Linked DNA regions of Homo sapiens: region 1 is linked to region 2. Evidence: chromatin loops called from intact Hi-C (ENCODE). Cell type or tissue: PC-9. All regions are shown on one strand.

Region 1 (4,000 bases), 350 kb before region 2:
CATCTGACTTCTAAATTATTAACCATTTTTGTAATAGTCCTGACACCCTATATAACTGTCAAATGCCCAGTTTTGCATTTTGATCAGAATTTTATAGGACTTAAGGCAGGTCTCTTCATGAAACTATTTTGAAAAAATTGAAAATAAAATGGGTTTTATTGCTCTCTTTGGAGGGGAATTTTTTGTTAAAGAGCTGTTATTTGGTTGTTTTAACATCAGGCAGCAAAATAAATATGACTCTTATGGCATATGCTTATATAATTTAAATCAAAATTAGAAGTGATATTTTTCCCTAGCAGACTTCTGACAGCTGAATTCTAAAGTTTCTGTGCCTGATGTTATACAATATGTGAACAAAATTTTCTATGTTCACTTAACACATTTATTAAATGTTATATAATATCAACTTTGAAGAGTGAAAATAAAATATTACTTTTTTATCTCAAGTGCATATTTAGGAAAATTTATTCTATCTATGTAAAGAAACATAGTGGAATAATGCCACAGTCCATAAAACACTTAGATATTAAATATTTAATAATCATGAGAAAGATAATGAAGGTAGCAGTTAATACAGAAAAATACAAAAGATTCCAAGCAAAAGTTGGTTACTCAGGGGACAAATCCAAAGTGATAATTGGCAGGTGATTTTATGAAACCAGATGCAAAGAAGGACAATGTAGTTCAAGAGATAAGTTTAGGATGCATGGAGCACATGTGGCTAAGAGTACTTTTGTGAAATGCCTTAAGAACAGAACCCAACAATGGACATTTCCGTATGGGCTTATGGAAGAATTGAAGCAGCTAGATACTTAGTAATTTACATTAAAGGTGCCTGATGAATATTTTGTTTTCAGAAGCAGCTAATGGTTGCTGTCTCTTTCTTCTTTTTCTTGTACGTGTGTTTTCTGCCCCCCCCCCCCCCACAGCCCAATGGGAGCAGCCAAGGCAAGGTGCACAACCCATTCCTTCCCACCCCAATGTTGCCACCGCCACCGCCACCACCGATGGCCAGGCCTGTGCCTCTGCCGGTGCCAGACACAAAGCCTCCAACCACGTCAACAGAAGGAGGTGCAGCCTCCCCCACGTCACCAAGTAAGTATGGCTGCGACAAGGCGCCGGTCACTTCTAAAGCTGTATGCACTGGAATCCACACTTAGGCTTTGTCCCTCACTGTATAGGCTCTAGAAAGAGGCACAGATCCCCAGTGATGTTGTAGCATGAGTTTGCCAGACCGAGAATCAAAGTGAACATGACTCTTGGGTACTCCACCAGATGAGGAAAACACTGGGTGTTGGGTGGATGAGATGGTGTAGCTACATACCTAGGACTGAAGTCAAGTTATGAGCTATTACATTTTGTATATTATTTGAGGGATTTCAAATGCTATTCCCATCATCAAGCAGCAGCTACTTACATGGATTCTGCTTAGAAAAAGTTCCTCATTCTTACAGACAGCCCTGCCTTCCAGGAACTTGCAGTCTAAGAGAAATGCACTTGAAAGTTATATACCTCATACATCAAATAGGAGAAAATGTCTAGATCAAAGCACCAACTCAAAGGTGTGTACACTGACCATTCGCTGAGAGTAAGAGCCTGGCAGAAGATCAATGCTAGTAGCCCTGGCAGTCGCATGGTGAGGTTTGGCAGAGGTTGGGGTAGGGGCTGGGGTACGGAGATAGAGGGGAGAGTAGGATGGAAGGAGGAGAGAAGTCTTGGCTCTTCTCTGAACAGTCTGAGAACATTTAATCAAAGAATATAAGATTTCACAACCCTTTTAGATGATGGGAATGATTACTTGAACTAGAGAGAGAGTAATTCTCCAGATATTCCCTGATGTTTTAGATATGGCAAGGGGATAGAAATAGTTTGAATGCACAAATGTGCCTTTTATTAGTGCCTGGAATAATGACAAAAAGAGTGATGGCTGGAGTTCCTAGGTGATGGATGCCCTAGCCTTGATAGATGGTGTGATGAGCACCTTCCCTAAAGCTGTAAAGAGGCAGCAAAGTATAAGAGAAGGATAGGAGCTGTGGCAGTGTGACCCTAAGGAAAGCCTTCAAGGGGGTTGTCAAAAGAAGTGAGACTGAGGCAAGGAATCTACAGAGGAAAGGATGTAAGAGCAGCATAGGAAAGGAGTGTTAAGGCCAAGAACTTGAACCACAGTAATAGGTGTAGAATGGAACGGGACATGGTGGGGAGTGTTTTGTAGACATAAGCATCGGGATTGGACAGTCCTCTGGATGAATGCGGTGAATGAAGATTCTAGGCCTCTCAGCTTCCTTACCTTCAGTATTGGAATAATAATGATAGTGAATACAGGAGGGAAAGAGACAAAGAAGAAAACTGAGCCCCTGTTTATGCCATGTTCATAGAATTTGATTCTGGGGGCACGGAATCCAGATGGCTAGAGGCCCTCATGGACACATCAGAGAGTGAGCTTTGGGTTATCCAGTATTTATGCATTTTGATAATATATGCAGAAATGAGCAGCACTGTGCATAGATTCTGTATCAATAGCCAAAAGATTGAAGGTTCAGGGGCAATCTAGGGAAGACCTACTTCTCTTGGTAAGAGGTGATTCAACACTTGTCAACAAAGGAGAAAACCCTCAGTGTCCAATGACAGAGAAGCAAGCTGGGCTTGGCCCATGGATCTTAGAAGCTCAGCTTAGAAGGAAAGCCTCTGCTTCTCAGAGGTTTGAGGCTTGTTCAAAGATGTCACATAAATACACAATAAGTGCCCTGCTCGTTGTGTATTTATGTAACATCTTTAAACAAGTCAGAGAAATAACTGCCCCAGACTCTACTTACATCTGTTCCTTGAGGATGTTGGCTTACAGATTATGCCTACTGTGCCCTGTCCATGCCTCTGCATACCATTTTCTGCTCGTCTTCTCTCTGTCTGTGCAGGACATTGCCACAGTCTTTTAAAAGCTGCATAGTAATATGCAATCAATTCCGTGGAAACAGATCCTCACCTCCACTCTCAATGGCTCGTGTGTCCTAATGAGTTTTTCAGTAACGGGAATGAGGCTCTGCTGAGGCACAGCAGAAGAGTGGAAATAGTAATGTGTGGCTGTTCAAGTCTAAAGGATGGGGGCTCAAATGCCCACCTTTCAAATTACTAACTGTGTTTCTCTTTGAATCAATTTCCTCTTCTATAAAATGTAGATGATAATATCTACCTGGCATGTTTGTTGTGAGATCAGTTCTGATCATTGGAGTATTTTATTATCTGCCCAAACTCTTACATAGTGGAAGACTCCAGGCTTGGGTAATGGTAAAATATATCTGTAGGACTTGGAGAAGCTACTCAACCCCTAAATTGAGTTGATGCCTTTGGGTCCACAGTTCTAGACTCCACTCCGTGGATTGAACCAAGTGCTATGTATAAGATGATACCTATCATCCTCTTGTGCCCAGCCTCAAGCATCTTGTCAGCACTAAGGGGCAAAGGGCAGAAGGAGTCTTGGCAGATCCAACTCATATGGTTGCATGTTAGAGCAGCACTTAAGATTTGGGGTGGGGTGGGGGTGAGAGAATATCAGGAGAAAGAGTCCCAGAGCTTGATACAGATAATTTGATACTTACTTTTTGAATCATGGGATTCTAGAAATATAGACAAAACAAAATGTTCTACCGATGACACAGAAAGGTTTTTATCATCATTCATTTTAGCCCTTGTTCAGCTAAAGGCTTTTCTAGGGTATGATGAATTCATAGTAATATGTAGTTTCACAGCATACTATTGCTTACCATTTTCTGCTTTCTTAACAAGATGGTGTTAGGCTGGGAGAGCTGTAATTTATAGCGTAGGAGAAGCCTTTCAAATTAAAAATCTTGAAGCCCACTCATCCTTATTTGGAGGGGATTTAAGGGCCCTCATTTTAAAATATCGTCTCCCATGCCCTGATTTCTAAACCAATTGATAAATAAAATATTTTTTTAAATCAGAAGACAAAATATCACCTTTATTATGAGAGAATTTAGTTTATAAC
Region 2 (4,000 bases):
AGGAAACAATAGAAACTTAAACCTTCAATTTTTGAAAAACTTCAGAAATCATGACTATATTTACACTTGACATTGATCTTTGCACTTGATATTGATAAGCATAAATATAATTATATTTACACTTGCTCATTGATTTTTCAAACTCCCTGGTTCAATGAGCTCTGGAAAATTCCCACTGGGTAGTTATGTGTGGTCTAATTGTGACCTTCCCAATTCACATGTGCAGTTAGAGGCTGAACACCTGTTCTTTCCCAAAGATATTGCAAGTGATCATTTTCTCCCCAAATTTCAGGTTAGATATATCATATGTCTTAGTAAATCAGTGGGGAATTACATTCTTGTGAAGTACTGGGAGCTCAAAAAGTGTTTCTCAGAATCCTTACTTTGCCTAAATTCTTGATTCTATTACATATTTTTTTTTTTTTTGAGACAGAGTCTCACTCTGTCACGGCTGGAGTGCAGTGGCACGATCTTGGCTCACTGCAACCTCCGCCTCCCGGGTTCAAGCGATTCTCCTGCCTCAGCCTCCCGAGTAGCTGGGATTACAGGTGTGCATCACCACGTCAAGCTGATTTTTGTATTTTTAGTAGAGATGGGGTTTCACCATATTGGCCAGGCTGGTCTCGAACTCCTGACCTCAGGTGATCCACCTGCCTTGGCCTCCCAAAGTGCTGAGATTACAGGCATGAGCCACTGTGCCCAGCCTATATATTTTATTTATTAAGTTTTTATCTTAATCAGATCAAGAGTTTAATAAAAAATATATAATAAATAAAATAAATATAAAATATAATTTAATTTAAAATTAAATTTCTATCTCTCTTCAAATACTCCGTTAATTGGCGTTGGCCTAGGCCTTGGGTTTTAAAAAGCCACAATATTATAATAATTTCCTTCAATCACATTCTACAGTGAACCAGATATGAAAAATTCATGGCACAAACTCTCTTGATCAATGATGGAGTGGAAGCTCCCAAGCATAATAAAGTTCTCATTCTCTGGAGGCTGTCCAACTATGAGGACAGTAGTACAATGTGGCATCTTAATTTCTAGCTGTGACCAATTGTAGGTAGCCTATCTATGACAAGTTAGACTCAGTTTCACCGTGTTTCAACAAAGTTGAAATCCCCCTCCATAAGCCCTGTTGGTTTCTTAACTAAACAGGTCAATTTGAATGACCAAAGATTTCCTATGACCATACCCTGAGTGAGACATAGGTTCCATTTAGCCTGAGTGCTGTTTGATGGATAGTGAGTTGTAGAGTTACTTGTGTTTCTTCCTTTTCTTGTCATATACTCTTTTTTGTCATAGCTAACTGCACCCTCAATTTCCTGGGCTTGGGTAATTCTCCCACCTCAGCCTCCCAAGCAACTGGAACTACAGCTTTGCCACCATGCCTGGCTAATTTTTTGCATGTTTTTTTTTTTTTTTTTTTTTTGTAGATACAGGGTTCTGCTATGTTGCCCAGGCTGGTCTCAAACTCCTGGGCTCAAGCAATCCTCCCACTTGGGCCTTTCAAAGTCCTGGAATTACAGGCATGAGCCAACGTGCCTGGCCTTATATACTCGTAAAGCTTTAATCTTCTTCCCTAGACATTTCTTTTCACCATGGAATTGTAATTTTCCAGGCCTGCTTTGTGGACATAGTTTAACCTTACTAATTATGAGTCAGAGACCTGAGTTTCATGATGAGCACCTGTAGTCCCAGCGACTCAAGAGGCTGAAGCAGGAAGATCTCTTGAGCCCAGGAGTTCAAATACAGCCTGGGCAACATAATGAGACCCTGTTTCTGAAAAAATAGAATAAAATAAGAGGTAGACGGCCAACCAATTTCTACCCTTAATCCTTACCAAGGGATACTCCAGAATGGTCTCCAAAATGTGCAAGATGATCCATTAAGAGGTTAGGAAGATGGGCAGGGTGCAGTGGCTCACGCCTGTAATCCCTGGGGGATTACACTTTGGGAGGCCGAGGCGGGTTGGTCACGAGGTCAGGAGTTCAAGACCAGCCTGGCTGAGATGGTGAAACCCCGTCTCTACTAAAAATACAAAAAAAATTAGCCGGGCGTAGTGGCGGGTGCCTGTAGTCCCAGCTACTCGGGAGGCTGAGGCAGGAGAATGGTGTGAACCCAGGAGGTGGAGCTTACAGTGAACCGAGATGGCGCCACTGCACTCCAGCCTGGGCGACAGAGCAAGACTCTGTCTCAAAAAAAAAAAAAAAGAGTTTAGGAAAATGACAATAAAACTTTACCATTTTTACCTTACCCTCATAAAGTTTCTATTTTATGTATGTTTTAAAACATATGTTAGTATAGTAGTATATGTTTATAATTATTTAAAAATAAATTGAGATACATGGCCAACACATTTTTACTGATGGGAATGTGTGTTTTAAAAAGTTTGAAGACCACTAATCTATACTATTATCAGAATTACATTTTAAAAATAGAAATCTGGACTCAGTACTTCCCTACTTAAAAGCCTTTAATTATTTCCTGTTGCTAACAGGATAAAGACCAGTCTGCTTAGCATTGTTTACAAGGACCCTTTCAAATTAGTCTATCTAAATCAGAGCTTCTCAAACTATCAGTGGTGAAAGATCAGGCTCCCCACTCTATAATCTTTCAAGAACTGATATTTTTGTAAAATACGTTATTAGAAAAAATGAAATTTTCAAAAGACATACAAAATAAGGCCACGTGTCTTTTTATTATTTTTTTTTAGACGGAGTTTCTGTTGCCCAGGCTGGAGCGCAGTGGCATGATCTCGGCTCACCGCAATCTCTGCCTCCTGGGTTCAAGCGATTCTCCTGCCTCAGCCTCCCAAGTAGCTGGGATTACAGGCACCTGCCACCACACCAAGCTAATTTTTGTATTTTTAGTAGAGACGGGGTTTCTCCATGTTGGTCTCGAACTCCTGACCTCAGGTGATCCACCCACCTTGGCCTTCCAAACTGCTGGGATTGCAGGCGTGAGCCACCGCACCTGGCCACCAAGTTTTTTATTACTAAATGTAAGACATTTTACTCTGCCATATTGCAGGAAAGTTTCTAAATGTTCATTCCCAATTTCGATACTTGTGCCTTTATGGGCCAAGCATCAGTTTGCAGTCTATACTTGGAGTAACTGTGGTCTTTTTTCCCCTTTCTGCTACTTCTGGAGATCTTATATTAGGTTATTAAAAGCTAGTTATTGTTTTCACAGAAAGTCACGCACTTTTGCACCTGTATGCAGTGGTTCTTCAGTTGTGGTGTCTGGTCTAGGAGCATCACAGGGTCACAGGAGAGAACTTGCTAGAAATGCAGATTTTCAGGGCCCACCTCAGACCTACTGAATCAGTAACTCTGAGAGCGGGACTCTGCAATTTGTGTTTTAACAAGCCCTACAGGTGATTCTGATGCATGCTAAAGTTTGAGAACCACTAACCTAGGGTAGCCTTATATATTGCTAAAACCAGGACACTTTTTTTTTTTTTTTTTTTTTTTTTGGTTCTGGGAGACAGAATCTGTTTCTGTTGCCCAGGCTGGAGTGCAGTGGCATGATCTCGGCTCACTGCAACCTCTGCCTCCCGGGTTCAAGTGATTCTCTCTCCTTAGCCTTCCAAGTAACTGGGACAACAGGCGTGCGCCACCACGCCCGGATAATTTTTTATATTTTTAGTAGAGATGAGGTTTCATCATATTGGCCAGGCTGGTCTTGAACTCCTGACCTTGTGATCCACCTGCCTCCCAAAATGCTGGGATTATAGGCATGAACCACCATGCCTGGCCTGTTTTTTAAATTTACAATGAGAGTTTTCTGTTGTGTTCTCATTCCAGTATTCCTAAACTTTGTAGGTAGGATTAGTCACTCTTTATGATTTCTCTTAGCACGTGGTACATACCTCTGCTCTGCTATTGTGTGTATATGCCTTATAGTATAATTATCCCACTGTGTAGCTTGCAGACTGTCATGGCCATCGTTTTTGTGTCACTTTTACTTTTTTTTTTTTTTTTTGATCTTG

The links. Peaks named below come from ENCODE experiments on the same cell type or tissue, not always from the same donor. Only the 100,000 strongest peaks of a DNase experiment are listed, where the experiment ranks them.
Region 1: a loop joins it to region 2, with 7 times the contacts of the local background. A loop is called at or near these places in 1 of 110 quality-filtered maps.

Annotation. Positions count from the first base shown.
Region 1 is chr1:61,405,633-61,409,632 of GRCh38, forward strand. NFIA (nuclear factor I A) reads left to right here. Exons shown (of 11, transcript NM_001134673.4): 9 at 930-1,095. Among named protein-coding and RNA genes, the nearest start is that of NFIA-AS1, 150 kb to the left of the region's middle. In PC-9, no CTCF peak of the experiment used is centred here; no DNase peak of the experiment used is centred here.
Region 2 is chr1:61,753,105-61,757,104 of GRCh38, forward strand. All of the region lies in intron 1 of PATJ (PATJ crumbs cell polarity complex component), which reads left to right. Among named protein-coding and RNA genes, the nearest start is that of PATJ-DT, 12 kb to the left of the region's middle. In PC-9, no CTCF peak of the experiment used is centred here; a DNase peak (open chromatin) is centred at 1,657; H3K27ac peaks cover 1,683 bases.